Linked DNA regions of Homo sapiens: region 1 is linked to region 2. Evidence: read pairs that join two places in POLR2A ChIA-PET (ENCODE). Cell type or tissue: PC-3. All regions are shown on one strand. Each heading gives the region's core, and the rest is flanking DNA. Links, peaks and the distances in the headings are about the cores only.

Region 1 (8,339 bases), core at 27-8,026, 140 kb after region 2:
CATTCCCCCATTTCAACTCTTACTTCTGACCTTGAGTCCCAAGTTTTGAGAGTATGACATATTTCGAAAACTATCTTCACTAATATAAAATTACTAATACATAGAAGTCTACAAAGAGTAGGCTACTTCATAAAGAAACTAGTCATAAATCTTTTCTAAAATATATAAAATATAATTTATGACCTGTTTTGCTTAAAAACAATTAATGCTTCTCAATTATAAAATATTTTCCCATAAAGTTTTTCTTTTTTTAATACCAAAAATAGTGTAAGAAAGGCATATCCCATGTATGTGAATCTTTGAGGAATGAATTGTCATGATTTGACTCTCAGAGCTAATCTACTGAACTTCCAACATGTAAATCACTTGTTTGTGACTGATATCTTTCTATAATGCATTATAAACTTGTATACTGTCTTTCAAATTTTCAATTACAAAACAAATACAAGCTTATTTTAAAATAAATCAAAATACTGTGAGAAAGCAGAAAATAAAGACACACCACCACTACTTATTACACCCCTCCCCATCATAGTTGGTGAGTATTCCCCCAAGGCTTTTTGTATGCATGTTAAAGATACACAGAGTTATTAGTAAAAGTATATGCATGGCACCACCTGTACTTTTGCAACTTCATGATTTTCCCTCCATAATGATTTGATAGATATTTTCCCTTGTTAGTCAGCACATACAGCCCTGCCTCCTTTTCTTTAAGATCTGCACAGCATTTTGCTGCACAGTCAGCCTCCCACATCCACAGAGGATTGATTCCAAGACTCCCTGCAGATACCAGTATTCTCGAATACTCAAGTCCCTTATATAAAATGGCACAGGACAGTCACCCCTTCATATCCATGGGTTCCATACCAGTGGATATGGAGGGCCAACTATATGTCTTCTTAAAGTAATTACTGCTGAACTTCATTCATCCTTTCTTGATGACCCAGAGTATAATTATGAACATTAAAGCATTAAGCAGAGTTTGGGATTATAAAACAGCGATGTCCTTAAGGGGTTATAGAAAGATATGCCAGTCACTAGACTCCTGCAGTTTTTTTAGCTCTTTTGTCCATTATTTATAATTTGTCCATGTCTTCCTTGTCAGAAATTAGTAGGTCAAATTTAAGCACTTTCTACTATTTCTGAATAATTTACTCTAATTAATCTGACAGAGGTTTAAAAACTAGGCATCAAATGTAAATAAGGCATCAAAATCAGTGAAGAGAAGGAAGAATTATTTAACAAATGGTATCAGAAATGATTAGCTCTTTGTAGGGGTGAAAATAAATCTGTCTTTAGTTTCAGCATTAAACTCCAAAAAAATTCAAGAGTTAAAGATACAATACTCATAAAAATATAAAAACAATGACCAAATGAAAATACTGCATATTCATCTAAGAGGTGAAAGAGAAAGACCTTTGTGTAGTAAGAAATTTGGCCTGGCCTTAGTCTTCAGCTCCTCAGAGGTCAGAGTGACATTCAAATTTGTTATTCAAACTGGCTCTCTCAGACCACGCCGGGTATTTTTGCTGAGAAAGCAACTTAAAGTAGGGCCAGCCACACCTAACAGTATTAGACTGGGGGTAGGGGGTAGCTGGCCAGGCTAAAGAGACCTACAATCATGCACCAGATAATAATGTTTTGGTCAAGAAAAGACATAAGATTATAATAAAGCTGAAAGATTCCTATGGCCTAATGATGTCAGGGCTGTCCTGTGTTTGTGGTGATATTGGTGTAAACAAACCAACTGTGCTGCCCAGCATATAAAAGCATAGCATAATAAATGACTGTGTTACTGGCTTATGTATTCACAGTACTATACTTTTTATCATTATTTTAGAGTGTATTCCTTCTACTTATAAAAAAAAGTTAACTGTAAAACAGCCTCAGGCAGGTCCTCCAGGAGATATTACAGAAGGCACTATTATCATAGGAGGTGACAGCTCCATGGATGTTATTGCCCCTGAAGATCTTCCAATGGGACAAGATATGGAGATGGGAGACAATGATATTGATAATAATCCTGACCCTGTGTAGGTTTAGGCTAATGTGCATGTTTGTATCTCAGTTTCTAACAAAAAAGTTAAAAAAATTTTTTTTAAAGTTTTTAACGGCTGTTCAATGTGTTTGTGTTGTAAGCTGAGTGTTATTTAAAATGGTCAATAAGTTAAAAAAAATTAAAATTTATAAAGTAAAAAGTTACAGTAGCTAAGTTTAATTTACTATTGAACAAAAAAAATTTAAATGAATTTAGTGTAGTATAACTGTAGTGTTTATAAAGTAAACAGAACTGTATGGTAATGTCCTAGGCCCTCACATTCACTCACCACTCACTCCCTGACTCACCTACAAAGTCTATTTACGGTAAGTGCCCTATCAAGTGCATTATTTTTTATCTTTTATAGCATATCTTTACTGTACCTTTTCTATGTTTAGATATGTTTAGATATACAAATACCATTGTGTCAACATTGTTTACAATATTCAGCACAGCAACATGCTGTTCAGGTTTATAGCCTAGGAGCAACAGACTATACCATATAGCCTAGGTGTGTAGTAGGTTATACCACCTAGGTTTGTATAACTACACTCTATGATGTTTGCACAATGACAAAATCACCTAATGATGCATTTCTCAGAATGTATCCTCATCAAGTGATATATGACTGTACACTCTATGATGTTCACACAATGATAAATGGCCTTGTGGTATTGCAATAAACACAATGAAAAATATGCAAGAACTGCGAGAGATCACTTCTTACTGTAATACAATTTTCTGGAGAGGGGGACTGCTCATATGGAAATAATTAGTGTCACATGGCATTTGAAGCAGATACATGTAACACTTGAGCTCATCACAATAGCAACAGGAGGTGGCTAAGAAATTATTACAGTAGTACAGTATGTATAACAGTTAATTGTGCAGTTATGATTGAACAATGCATCTTTACATCTGTTTCCCTTTCTCTCATATGCAAATGGCACAATGCATGGTTTGTAAGTGTTCATGTGTTTAAGTTTTGATAAATTTTAACTTTCTATAATAGTTCATATATTTTATAGTGGTAAATAACATAGACTAGTATCTACATATATTTTATACATTCACGACATACGTGACTTTTTCTTAATTTTCACAATACCTCTAGGTTACAGTGGTCATCTGTGAGTTTTTAAAATTGTCACAAATCTACAGACAAAATTTACAAAATATTTATGTAAAAAAAAATCCTTGTATAAGTAGACCCATACAGTTTAAACACATGTTGTTTAAGGGTTAACAGAACACAGTAATATTTAGTCTCAAATCTAGAATGAAATGATACTACATTAAGTATAGAAAAAAATATAATTTCAAAATACACATGTAATAATTCAAAAATAAGCAATCTTTATATTCCCTCACCAAATATAAGCACTAAATATTCCACAGGTATCTTAATTTTTTTTAAGTCATCAGAGTGGTATTTTCCCACAACTTGCCCAAAAAATACCCATCATGTTGATTTTTATAAAATACCAAACTCATATAAAATATATACCAAACTATATATCTAAAAATAAAAATATAAAATACCTGACAACTTGCAAACTAGAGATTAATAAAATAAAATGTGATAATATGCAAAAGTGCTTTGTAAACCGGGAACTGTTATACAAACATAAAACATTATTATCTTTATTTTTTAATTGTTTAAAGATGAGGTCCTGCTATGTTGCCCAGGCTGGAGTGCAGTGGCTATTTACAGGCTATTCACAGTCATAGAACACTACAGCCTTGAACTCCTGGGCTCAAGTAATCCTCCAGCCTCAGCTTCCTGAGTAGCTGGGACTACAGGCTCATGCCACCATGCTTGGGGCAAGACATTATTAAATCAGCAAAAGTCACAAAGCAGCACAGATATCTGTGATATCATTTATAAAAGCAGCTATTTTACATTTTTGAAATTCATGATATTTGATGCAAAAAGTGAAATTATTTTTCTTAAAAATGACATATAATTGCTTCTTCTGTTAGTTCATTCCAGTTCTGAATCAGTAATATGTATATTTTAAAATATTAGCTTTTAGTAGCTAGAGAAAAATGAGAAACATTAAAGTAAAGCCAATTATTCCTTCATATATCTGACCAGAAAACGTTTATTAAGCACAAATGATGTGTAGGTTCTTGGTGCTGGAGATCCAAAAGTGAACAAAGCAGATAACAATCCTTACCCTGATATAGCTTACATTCTAGTGGGTAGAGACAGATATTGAAAAAAAAAATTAACTAGAGATGGAAACAGTGGTAAAACAGAAAAATGAAGCAAGCAAATGGGACAAGAGGGAGGGAGGGTGTGTGTGTGTGTGTGTGTGTGCATGCGCGTGTGTTTGTATGTATGTGTAGGGGGGAGGTGCAGTTCAGTCAGATGACATCTGAGTAATGACCTGAAGGAGGCAAGAGAGTAAGCTAGGTACTATAGCTATTTGGGGAAGCGTGTCCAGGCAGAAGGAATAGGCAGCATTAAGGCCTTGAAGGGGAAGCTGCCTGCTGAGACTAAGGCATACTAAGAAGGTGAATGTGATTGAGTGAGGAGAACAGGAGATGAAATGAAAAAAAGATAGCTCATCGGATTCTTAAGGGCCTTATTTTCTCTGGAGTAGGCATTAGGTTCTGGCCTAATGGTATTTCTGGCCAGGTGTGGTGGCTCATGCCTGTAATCCCAGCACTTTGGGAGGCCAAGGCAGGCGGATCACGAGGTCAGGAGATCGAGACCATCCTGGCTAACATGGTGAAACCCCGTCTCTACTAAAAATACAAAAAATTAGCCGGGCGTGGTGGCGGGTGCCTATAGTCCCAGCTACTCAGGAGGCTGAGGCAGAAGAATGGCATGAACCCGGGAGGCGGAGCTTGCAGTGAGCTGAGATCGCGCCACTGCACTCCAGCCTGGGCGACAGAGCGAGACTCGGTCTCAAAAAAAAAAAAAAAAAAAAAAAAAAGTGGTATTTCTGATCAAGGTTTTAAAAGGACCACTCATTCCAGTTGCCATGTTAAAAATACAATGGAACTAGTGGGAATCATGCAACCAGTAAAGAAGCTATTGCACAAATTCAGGTGAGAGATGGTGGTGACTTGGTCTAGGTAAGTGGTAGGAAAGGCAGTGAGAACAAAGATTGTACATATGTTTTAATGGCACAGACCCCAGAAGTCGCTGATAGATCAACTGTGAGGTGTGGGGAAACAGTGTAGTCAGTAACCATTTAAAATCTCTGAAGAGTGAATAAACAGATTTTGGAGGGAAGCTGAAACTTGGAAGAAAGGGCAGGCATGGTGGTACCTCACTGCTTTTGAGGTTTTGACCTAAGGGTAGGTCATGGTTGTAGTAAGACATGGCTGAATTGCTGAGAAAACCCTGTGGTCTTTTGGCCTGAGAACCAGAGGGAACAGCCCCAGGCAAATCCAGCCACTGGAAGTAAGGAGGAATCCTAGAAAAGAGAGAATCAGAGAAAGGCAGACCTGATTATTTGTAAATTCTGCCTAAGTCTCTTGACAGCTGAAGCACTCCCGTTCAGGACATACTTGCAGTTTGAAGATGAGGTTAAATTAATTAAGTTGATATTTCAGCTGTTGCCCACTATAGGTGAAAGTAAGTTACAATTTGGGTCTATCCAAGTAAACTGCCTGCTAAAACAAAAGACAATAATGCTCTTCAGAGGAACAGAATAGAATGCAGAGTATTCACAACCAAATATTCACAATGTCTAAGATACAATCAAATAATCATTCAACATCTAAAGAACAAGGAAAACTGGACCCAGTGTCAAAGGAAAAGAAAATCAACAGCAACCAACCTTGAGAGAACTCAGATGTTGAAATTAACAGTAAAGATTTGTAAATGGCTATTTTTAAGGTCCCACCCAACATGAGAATAAAACAGCCATTATAACTATGCTCAATGAGGTACATAAAAATACACTATAATGAATTAAAAATTGAAAATCTCAGCAGAGAAAAATAAAATATAAAAAACAAAACAATAATTTTAGAACTGAAACATGTTAGAAATTTTAAACTTCACTAAATAGAAATGGCAGGATCAGTGACCATGAAAAATGATAAAACAGAGCGATAGAGATGATCCAACCTGAAAACTCAGAGAAAAAAATTGGGAGGGAAAAAAGAGCAGGATGACTGTATCAGTCCATTTTGCCTTGCTATAAAGGAATACTGGGGCAGGGCGCGGTGGCTTATGCCTGTAATCCCGGCACTTTGAAAGGCTGAGGGGGGCAGATCATTTGAGGTCAGGAGTTCAAGACCAACCTGGCCAACATGGTGAAATCCTGCCTCTACTAAAAATACAAAAAATTAGCAGGGTGTGGTGGCAGGCACCTGCAATCTCAGCTACTCGGGAGGCTGAGGCAGGAGAATCACTTGAACCCAGGGGGCGGAGGTTGCAGTGAGCCAAGATAGCACCACTGCACTCCAGCCTGGGTGACTGACTGAAACTCTGTCTCAGAAGAAAAAAAAAAAAAAGGAATATCGGAGACTGGGTAATTTGTAAAGAAGTTTATTTTGGCTCCTGGTCCTACAGGCTGTACAAGAAGCATGGGCCAGCATCTGCCCCTAATAAGGCCTCAGGAAAGGGGGAGTCAGTATATCACATAGCAAGAGAAGGAGCAAGAGCGGGAGAATGAGAAGACACTACACTCTTTTAAACAACCAAATCTCATGCGAACTCAGAGCAAGAATTCACTCGTTACCACAAGGAGGTCATCTAGCCATTCATAAGGTATCCACTCCCATGATCCAAATACCTCCTGCTAGGCCCAAACTCCAACATTGGGGATCATATTTCAACAAGAAATTTGGAGGGGACACACATCCAAACAATATCAATTATAAAGAAGACGAAGAAGTGGAAAAGGCATCTAATGTATAAAACAGAAAACAGTGTACATTTGAAGAAATTACAGCAAAATAATTTCCCAAATTTAAGGGCATAAATTTGCAGACTGAAACACATCATATTCAAACTAATGAGAACCATAAAGAGAAAATATTGAAAACTGCCACAGAAAACCAACACATTACATACATTAACAACAATGACTTCAATGACTAAACTTTTCATCAGAAAAAAGAAAGCCAACAGGTAGTGAACACTATCTTTAAAGTGATGAAGGATAAGAATCTTGAAGGATACCAACTTTGACCTAACTGATATTTTATATAACACAACACCCCCAACTGTAGAATATACATTCCCTTCAAATGCACTTGGTACATTTGCCAACAAACACTGTATCTGAGGCCAAAAATAAGTCTAAAAAAATGTAAAAGAATTGAAATCATATAGAGTGACTATGCCAACTTCCCCGTCCAACCAATATGGAATAATAGGTGCTGATTGTATTTAAACTCCTGTCTGAAACAACCAAGGGGAAAAAAGAAAGAAAAAGAAAAACAGGAAAAAATAAATGGAAGAAATAACTTTCAAAACACTTGACACCACACAAAGTAGAACATTGATTTTCAAGGTCAGGAGACAACGGAGATGAGCCCTATGACTACTGTAGTTACTGCTTTGAGTTTCCAGCCATAATGCTGGGAAAGGGAACCCAAGAAGAGCTTAGTGGACCAAGTTAGTTGAGGAGATGGAGCTACAGGCACCTAGGAGACCAAGATGCCCACAGTTTGCAGAACAATATACAAGAGAAAGAACTACACAGGGGCTGGGCATGGTAGCTCACACCTGTAATCCCAGCACTTTGGGAGGCCGAGGCAGGCAGATAACCTGAGGTCTGGAGTTCAAGACCAGCCTGACCAACATGGTGAAACCCCGTCTCTACAAAAAATTTACAAAAATTAGCCAGGAGTGGTGGCACATGTCTATAATCCCAGCTACTCAGGAGGCAGAGGCTGCAGTGAGCCAATATTGCACCACTGCACTCCAGCCTGGGTGACAGAGTGAGACTCTGTCTTTAAAAAAAAAAAAAAAAAACGAAAGGAAGGGAAGAAGGAAGGGAGGGAGGGAGGGAGGGAGGGAGGGAGGGATATATTCTTTCCAGGAGGTAGACCATAGGAACGACTACAAAGGAAGGAAGGAAGGGGGGTCGAGAGGGAGGGAGGGAGGGAACTGTACAGAAAGAGAGTTCAGAAATCAGTGGAGACTCACCCTTAAAAAGAGAATTCAGAAATCAGTGGAGAGTCACCCTTAAAATATTGATTGGCAAACGCAATTGAGAAACCATCCATGGCTAAAGAAAGAACCACCTGGTCCCTGGTGCCTAAAAGAATACCTGGCATATGAAAGACGCTCATTAAAAATTGTTGAATGTTGAATGAACTAAACATT
Region 2 (8,339 bases), core at 153-8,152:
AGAGTAAAGAGACAACAAATAGAACATGTACAACAGTCTTGAACTTCACATGGAGATCTGCTGGTGACTAGCGTGGGATGACAGTGGCTCTAGGGCATAATCTCTAACCATAACAACATAATTTCTAAGCAATCTATTAATATTTCACTTATTTTAATTCTTATGGAGTCATAACATTAACTACCACCAATAGGTGACTAGTCTTCTAAAAATATGTGATCTTCGGGAATGGAGAGATGGTAGTGGCAATCATTCTGTTATGTCTCAAAATTTGGGCAGAAAATGTATTAATCCATACAGATGGAGAAATCTGCAAACCTCTTAGGTATGTTTACCAGTTTGTAGTATCTGTAACTACATAACCAGGGAATAACCAGGGAATTCTAGTTATGTTAGATAAGCATGCCATTTCAATCCAAGCAAAAAATATGGGAATAAAATTCCAACCCATGAAGACTAAGACTGATTATAAATAAAAATTTTATATATACCCACATACATAGACATGCATAACACACTTCTAGGTCTACTTAAACTCATTTAATAATCACAAAACTATCACATAACAATGTTAGCAATAAACATAAACCTTTGAAAATGAAACCACTGCAAATCCACAATTAATTTGAAACATTTCAAGAAGAGTTTTTACAGGCTGACTCAGGGCTTGATCCTGTCAGCCAGATGGACATAGGAGGTCAATATTCCAGAAGCAATAAGACAGTGATTAGGCAGACAGTAAAAACAATTCCCTGGAATCAATTACTGTCCAACACATCAGAAAGTCATTTGACCCAAATACTCAGGAAATGGATTTAAAAGATAATTTTCAGTGTCTCTTTGCTGCCCATTTCTCAAAGTCTTCTATAGTAAACACATTCAAAAAGCCAAGTACTACCTTAAATAATCTCTGACTGCAAATAGTCTGTTCAAAAGTGATGACTACAAGAAGGATTCTTCTAAATAAGACAAGTTTAATTGTTCCTCCATGTGCTGATTGCTAGGAGAACATATTTATTTCTTTGTGTCTGTCTAGTCAGAGACACTGTGAAGCTGTAAGCTTTAAGAAAACCTGATCTTGTCCAAAAGGTTATCAACCACTCTGAAATTCTGCTACAAAATAGAATGGGCCAATTTAATTTTCCAAATTAAATTTGGAAAAGTGGAAGATACTTGTTTACCTCTCATAAGAATTTCTAGAGAGTATTTAAAAACTACCTTTGACTGTCCTTGAAACTACTCAAGGCTGACCTTAATAGAAGGATTCTATTTCTATTTCTTCTCCAGTCCGTCATTCAACAGAAGTGACCACTTCTTCATTCCTGAAACTTTTTTTTCATTTGGCTTCCATGACATCATACACTTCTGGTTTTCCTTTTCCTCACTGGTCACAATTCCTCATTTTTCTCTACTGGCACCTCTAACATTAGAGTACTCCAAGGCTCAATGTAGGCTCCTTTCTCTTCTTTATCTATATTCTCTCTCTAGGTAACATATAGTTATAAACACCATTTGTAGGCTGGTGACCCTCAAATCTTTAGCTCTAGCCTTAACATCTTTCCCAAACTTTAGACTCATATGCCACATCTTCAATTCTTCTCTCTCACCCCTTAAATTCAAAGCATCACTTTTAATTGGCCTCTTAACTCATTTAGAATAAAGTTTACATTTTATGCTCTTACTTACGAAGGCTGGTATAATCTGGCTCCTGCTAAACTCTTTAACCAAATCTCTACCCCTTGCCAAACTGGCCTTCTTCAGGGTTCTTAAGCATTTGAAATTTATTTTTTAGCTTATAATCTTTACAGAAGGTGTTTCCTCCATCTAGAATGCTCTTTGGGTGGCAAGTCCCTCCTTGTTATTCAGATTTTAGCTTAAATGTCAGCTCCTTAGGGAGACCTTCCCAGAGCACTCAGTCTGAACTAGCCACTGGTCCCTTTCTAGCACAAGAGATAGTAAAGAAAACACTGGTCACTCTCTAATACGAGAGAGTAGAGAAACCGCTGGTCACTCTAATGTAAGAGAGTAAAGAAACCAGTTACTTGTGAGGCTATTACAGAAGTCCGGGCAAGAAATGGTGAACACCCAGACCAGGGTTAGCACAGGAGATAAAGATATTTGGGATGTAGAATTAACAAAAATTTGTGGAAGGTAAAAGAATTATGAAAATAAAGGCTGATTTCCAACTTTCTGGATCAAGCAACCAGATAAATGATGGTTCATTCATTACAACGAGAAAGACCTGAATGGGTGTAGTTGAGTTCAGTTTTGAAGATGATAACTTTGAGATGACTATATGTTAAAACAAAAAAAAAGTCTTCAAGTCTGGAGTTCGGAAGAGAGAGCCTGTACTTCAGATAAAAATTTGGAAGTAATAAGTATACATATTCACACTAGTGAAAAATGATAAATTCACCTGAGATAGAAAAGAAAAAGACTGAGTTCCTGTAAACAACACTTGGAAATCAAGAAGAAGAAAAGGAGACAGAATGGTCACGCTGGTAGAAAAACCAGATTCAGTACTATGTTATATAAACTGAAAAAGAGGGTGTTTCCAGAAGAATAGTGTGGTCGGTTGAGTTAAATGCTGCTCAGAGTTTGCATGTGATTAGAAAAATTATACTAGATTTGGAAAATTAGAGAGTATTGGTGATTTTGACAAAAGCAGTTTTAATGGAATGACGTTAAGTAAAATTGGAGAGGGATGGTGGTTAAATGAAGACTTCTGTTTCCCAGATTATGGAGGATATGGATATATGATAAATTAAATGATACTTCTACCGGTACTTCTAAATGATACTTCCATAACAAGAATATTAAATATTTTTAAAAATCAAATTAAATGTATTGTTGAGATCACAGGAAGTTAAAAGAAAATCTATGACCCAAAATGAAGAGTTATAGTAGTCCTTTAACCCATAAAGAAATTGAATCATTTGACAAAAAAAAAAATCTTTTATAAACACTATACTCAGAAGATTTACAGAAAAGTTCTATCAAACGTTCAAGGAAAAAATAATTTTGATGTTACACAAACTGACTTCCTAATTCATTTTACTAGGCTAGCACAATCTTGCTTTTTAAAACCCAGTCAAGAACAGTACCAAAAAAGGTCACAGAAGCAAATCATGAATGCAGATGCAAAAAGGGTATGGGAGTAAAAAAAAAAAAAAAAAAAATATATATATATATATATATATACACACACACACACACACACACACACACACACGCACGCACTTACGTACATATGCATAATTTATATAAAAATAAATGAAATCAAATTGTATAAAAATAGATAATACACCATAACCATGTTTGGTTTATTCTAGGACCTCAAATTTAGTTTAACACAGAAGATATATTAATATAATTAATAACATTTTGGGATTAAAAGAGAAAAATTAAACTAAAAAAACTAAAGTCAGCTGGGTGTGATGGCCCATGCCTATAATCCTCACTTTGCGAAGCAGAGGCAGGAGGACTGCCTGAGTCCACGATTTCAAGACCAACCTGGTCAGACCCTGTCTCAACAAAAAAAAAAAAAAAAAAAAAAAAAAAAAAAAAAAAAATTAGCTGGGTGTTGTGGTATACACCTATAGTTTCAGCACTTTGGGAAGTTGAGGTGGATCACTTGTGTCCAGCAGTTCAAAACTTCAGTGAGCCATGATCATGCCACTGCACTCTACCTGGGGCAACACAGCAAGACCCTGTCTCTAAAAAAAAAAAAAGTCTAACAAAACTTACTATTTACTTGAAGTTGAAACAAAATAAAAAAGGAAGGAAACATCTCTGATCTGAAGCAAAGGGAATCCACCAAAACAAACATCACCCCCTATAAAAAAGATAAAGCAAGTATCATACTTGTTAAATATTAAAAAGCAATACCTTAATGATCACAAACAGGATGACGATACTAGCTATCACCATTTCTATTAGGTACTGGTTAGTGGGGGTTGCAGTCAGTGCAGTGAGAAAAGAAAAAGAAAGAAATGATATAACAAGTGGAAAGAGACAAAAAGATAAGATGATTGTATTTATAGAAAACCCAAAAGTATTTACAGATAATTTGTTAGGTACAAAATCAATACTCAAGAATCAACTTCATTTCTATATAGCAGCCCTGAACAGAAAATTAATTGTAAAATGATAATAATATTAATAGCAAAAAATATAAGGCAACTAGGAATAAATCCAACAAATGGAGGGAGGAGCCAAGATGGCCGAATAGGAACAGCTCTGGTCTATGGCTCCCAGCGTGAGCGACGCAGAAGACGGGTGATTTCTGCATTTCCATCTGAGGTACCGGGTTCATCTCACTAGGGAGTGCCAGACAGTGGGCATAGGTCAGTGGGTGCGTGCACCGTGCACGAGCCAAAGCAGGGCGAGGCACTGCCTCACTTGGGAAGCACAAGGGGTCAGGGAGTTCCGTTTCCTAGTCAAAGAAAGGGGTGACAGACGGCACCTGGAAAATCGGGTCACTCCCACCTGAATACCGCACTTTTCCGACGGGCTTAAAAAATAGCGCACCAGGAGATTATATCCCGCACCTGGCTCGGAGGGCCCTACGCCCACGGAGTCTCGCTGATTGCTAGCACAGCAGTCTGAGATCAAACTGCAAGGCGGCAACGAGGCTGGGGAAGGGGCGCCCACCATTGCCCAGGCTTGCTTAGGTAAACAAAGCAGCCGGGAAGCTCCAACCGGGTGGAGCCCACCACAGCTCAAGGAGGCCTGCCTGCCTCTGTAGGCTCCACCTCTGGGGGCAGGGCACAGACAACAAAAAGACAGCAGTAACCTCTGCAGACTTAAATGTCCCTGTCTGACAGCTTTGAAGAGAGCAGTGGTTCTCCCAGCACCCAGCTGGAGATCTGAGAACAGGCAGACTGCCTCCTCAAGTGGGTCCCTGACCCCTGACCCCCGAGCAGCCTAACTGGGAGGCACCCCCCAGCAGGGGCACACTGACACCTCACACGGCCGGGTACTCCAACAGACCTGCAGCTGAGGGTCCTGTCTGTTAGAAGGAAAACTAACAAACAGAAAGGACATCCACACCAAAAACCCATCTGTACATCACCATCATCAAAGACCAAAAGTAGATAAAACCACAAAGATGGGGAAAAAACAGAGCAGAAAAACTGGAAACTCTAAAAAGCGAGCACCTCTCCTCCTCCAAAGGAACGCAGTTCCTCACCAGCAATGGAACAAAGCTGGACGGAGAATGACTTTGACGAGCTGAGAGAAGAAGGCTTCAGATGATCAAATTACTCCAAGCTACGGAGGACATTCAAACCAAAGGCAAAGAAGTTGAAAACTTTGAAAAAAATTTAGAAGAATGTATAACTAGAATAACCAATACAGAGAAGTGCTTAAAGGAGCTGATGGAGCTGAAAACCAAGGCTCGAGAACTACGTGAAGAATGCAGAAGCCTCAGGAGCCGATGTGATCAACTGGAAGAAAGGGTATCAGCGATGGAAGATGAAATGAATGAAATGAAGTAAGAAGGGAAGTTTACAGAAAAAAGAATAAAAAGAAACGAGCAAAGCCTCCAAGAAATATGGGACTATGTGAAAAGACCAAATCTACGTCTGATTGGTGTACCTGAAAGTGACGGGGAGAATGGAACCAAGTTGGAAAACACTCTGCAGGATATTATCCAGGAGAACTTCCCCAATCTAGCAAGGCAGGCCAACGTTCAGATTCAGGAAATACAGAGAACGCCACAAAGATAATCCTCGAGAAGAGCAACTCCAAGACACATAATTGTCAGATTCACCAAAGTTGAAATGAAGGAAAAAATGTTAAGGGCAGCCAGAGAGAAAGGTCGGGTTACCCTCAAAGGGAAGCCCATCAGACTAACAGCGGATCTCTCGGCAGAAACGCTACAAGCCAGAAGAGAGTCGGGGCCAATATTCAACATTCTTAAAGAAAAGAATTTTCAACCCAGAATTTCATATCCAGCCAAACTAAGCTTCATAGGTGAAGGAGAAATAAAATACTTTACAGACAAGCAAATGCTGAGAGATTTTGTCACCACCAGGCCTGCCCTAAAAGAGCTCCTGAAGGAAGCGCTAAACATGGAAAGGAACAACCAATATCAGCCGCTGCAAAATCATGCCAACTAGGAAGAAACTGCATCAACTAACGAGCAAAATAACCAGCTAACATCATAATGACAGGATCAAATTCACACATAACAATATTAACTTTAAATGTAAATGGACTAAATGCTCCAATTAAAAGACACAGACTGGCAAGTTGGATAAAGAGTCAAGACCCATCAGTGTGCTGTATTCAGGAAACCCATCTCAAGTGCAGAGACACACATAGGCTCAAAATAAAAGGATGGAGGAAGATCTACCAAGCAAATGGAAAACAAAAAAAGGTAGGGGTTGCAATCCTACTCTCTGATAAAACAGACTTTAAACCAACAAAGATCAAAAGAGACAAAGAAGGCCATTACATAATGGTAAAGGGATCAATTCAACAAGAAGAGATAACTATCTTAATTATATATGCACCCAATACTGGAGCACCCAGATTCATAAAGCAAGTCCTGAGTGACCTACAAAGAGACTTAGACTCCCACACATTAATAATGGGAGACTTTAACACCCCACTGTCAACATTAGACAGATCAACGAGACAGAGAGTCAACAAGGATACCGAGGAATTGAACTCAGCTCTGCACCAAGCGGACATAATAGACATCTACAGAACTCTCCATCCCAAATCAACAGAATATACATTTTTTTCAGCACCACACCACACCTATTCCAAAATTGACCACATACGTGGAAGTAAAGCTCTCCTCAGCAAATGTAAAAGACCAGAAATTATAACAAACTATCTCTCAGACCACAGTGCAATCAAACTAGAACTCAGGATTAGGAATCTCACTCAAAACCGCTCAACTACATGGAAACTGAACAAACTGCTCCTGAATGACTGCTGGGTACATAACGAAATGAAGGCAGAAATAAAGATGTTCTTTGAAATCAACGAGAAGAAAGACACAACATACCACAATCTTTGGGACACATTCAAAGCAGTGTGTAGAGGGAAATTTACAGCACTAAATGCCCACAAGAGAAAGCAGGAAAGATCCAAAATTGACACCCTAACATCACAATTAAAAGAACAAGAAAAGCAAGAGGAAACACATTCAAAAGCTAGCAGAAGGCAAGAAATAACTAAAATCAGAGCAGAACTGAAGGAAATAGAGACACAGAAAACCCTTCAAAAAATTAATGAATCCAGGAGCTGGTTTTCTGAAAGGATCAACAAAATTGATAGACCGCTAGCAAGACTAATAAAGAAAAAAAGAGAAGAATCAAATAGACGCAATAAAAAATGATAAAGGGGATATCACCACCGATCCCACAGAAATACAAACTACCATCAGAGAATACTGCCAACACCTCTACGCAAATAAACTAGAAAATCTAGAAGAAATGGATAAATTCCTTGACACATACACTCTCCCAAGAGTAAACCAGGAAGAAGTTGAATCTCTGAATAGACCAATAACAGGATCTGAAATTGTGGCAATAATCAATAGCTTACCAACCAAAGAGTCCAGGACCAGATGGATTCACAGCCAGATGAATTCTACCAGAGGTACAACGAGGAACAGGTACCATTCCTTCTGAAACTATTCCAATCAATAGAAAAAGAGGGAATCCTCCCTAACTCATTTTATGAGGCCAGCATCATCCTGATACCAAAGCTGGGCAGAGACACAACCAAAAAAGAGAATTTTAGGCCAATATCCTTGATGAACATTGATGCAAAAATCCTCAATAAAATACTGGCAAACTGAATCCAGCAGCACATCAAAAAGCTTATCCACCATGATCAAGTGGGCTTCATCCCTGGAATGCAAGGCTGGTTCAATATATACAAATCAATAAATATAATCCAGCATATAAACAGAACCAAAGGCAAAAACCACATGATTATCTCAATAGATGCAGAAAAGGCCTTTGACAAAATTCAACAACCCTTCATGCTAAAAACTCTCAATAAATTGGGTATTGATGGGACGTATTTCAAAATAATAAGAGCTATCTATGACAAACCCACAGCCAATATCATACTGAATGGGCAAAAACTGGAAGCATTCCCTTTGAAAACTGGCACAAGACAGGGATGCCCTCTCTCACCACTCCTATTCAACACAGTGTTGGAAGTGCTGCCCAGGGCAATTAGGCAGGAGAAGGAAATAAAGGGTATTCAATTAGGAAAAGAGGAAGTCAAATTGTCCCTGTTTGCAGACGACATGATTGTATATCTAGAAAACCCCATTGTCTCAGCCCAAAATCTCCTTAAGCTGATAAGCA

What was found. Peaks named below come from ENCODE experiments on the same cell type or tissue, not always from the same donor. Only the 100,000 strongest peaks of a DNase experiment are listed, where the experiment ranks them.
Region 1: POLR2A ChIA-PET joins it to region 2 with 11 read pairs; 2 of 35 experiments call an interaction of 5 or more read pairs at or near these places.

The regions. Positions count from the first base shown.
Region 1 is chr3:158,375,837-158,384,175 of GRCh38, reverse strand. All of the region lies in intron 6 of RSRC1 (arginine and serine rich coiled-coil 1), which reads right to left. Among named protein-coding and RNA genes, the nearest start is that of UC.134, 150 kb to the left of the region's middle. In PC-3, for the core only: no CTCF peak of the experiment used is centred there; no DNase peak of the experiment used is centred there; H3K27ac peaks cover 1,247 bases.
Region 2 is chr3:158,512,989-158,521,327 of GRCh38, reverse strand. The region is part of intron 7 of RSRC1 (arginine and serine rich coiled-coil 1); the gene reads right to left. Among named protein-coding and RNA genes, the nearest start is that of UC.134, 9.6 kb to the left of the region's middle. In PC-3, for the core only: no CTCF peak of the experiment used is centred there; no DNase peak of the experiment used is centred there.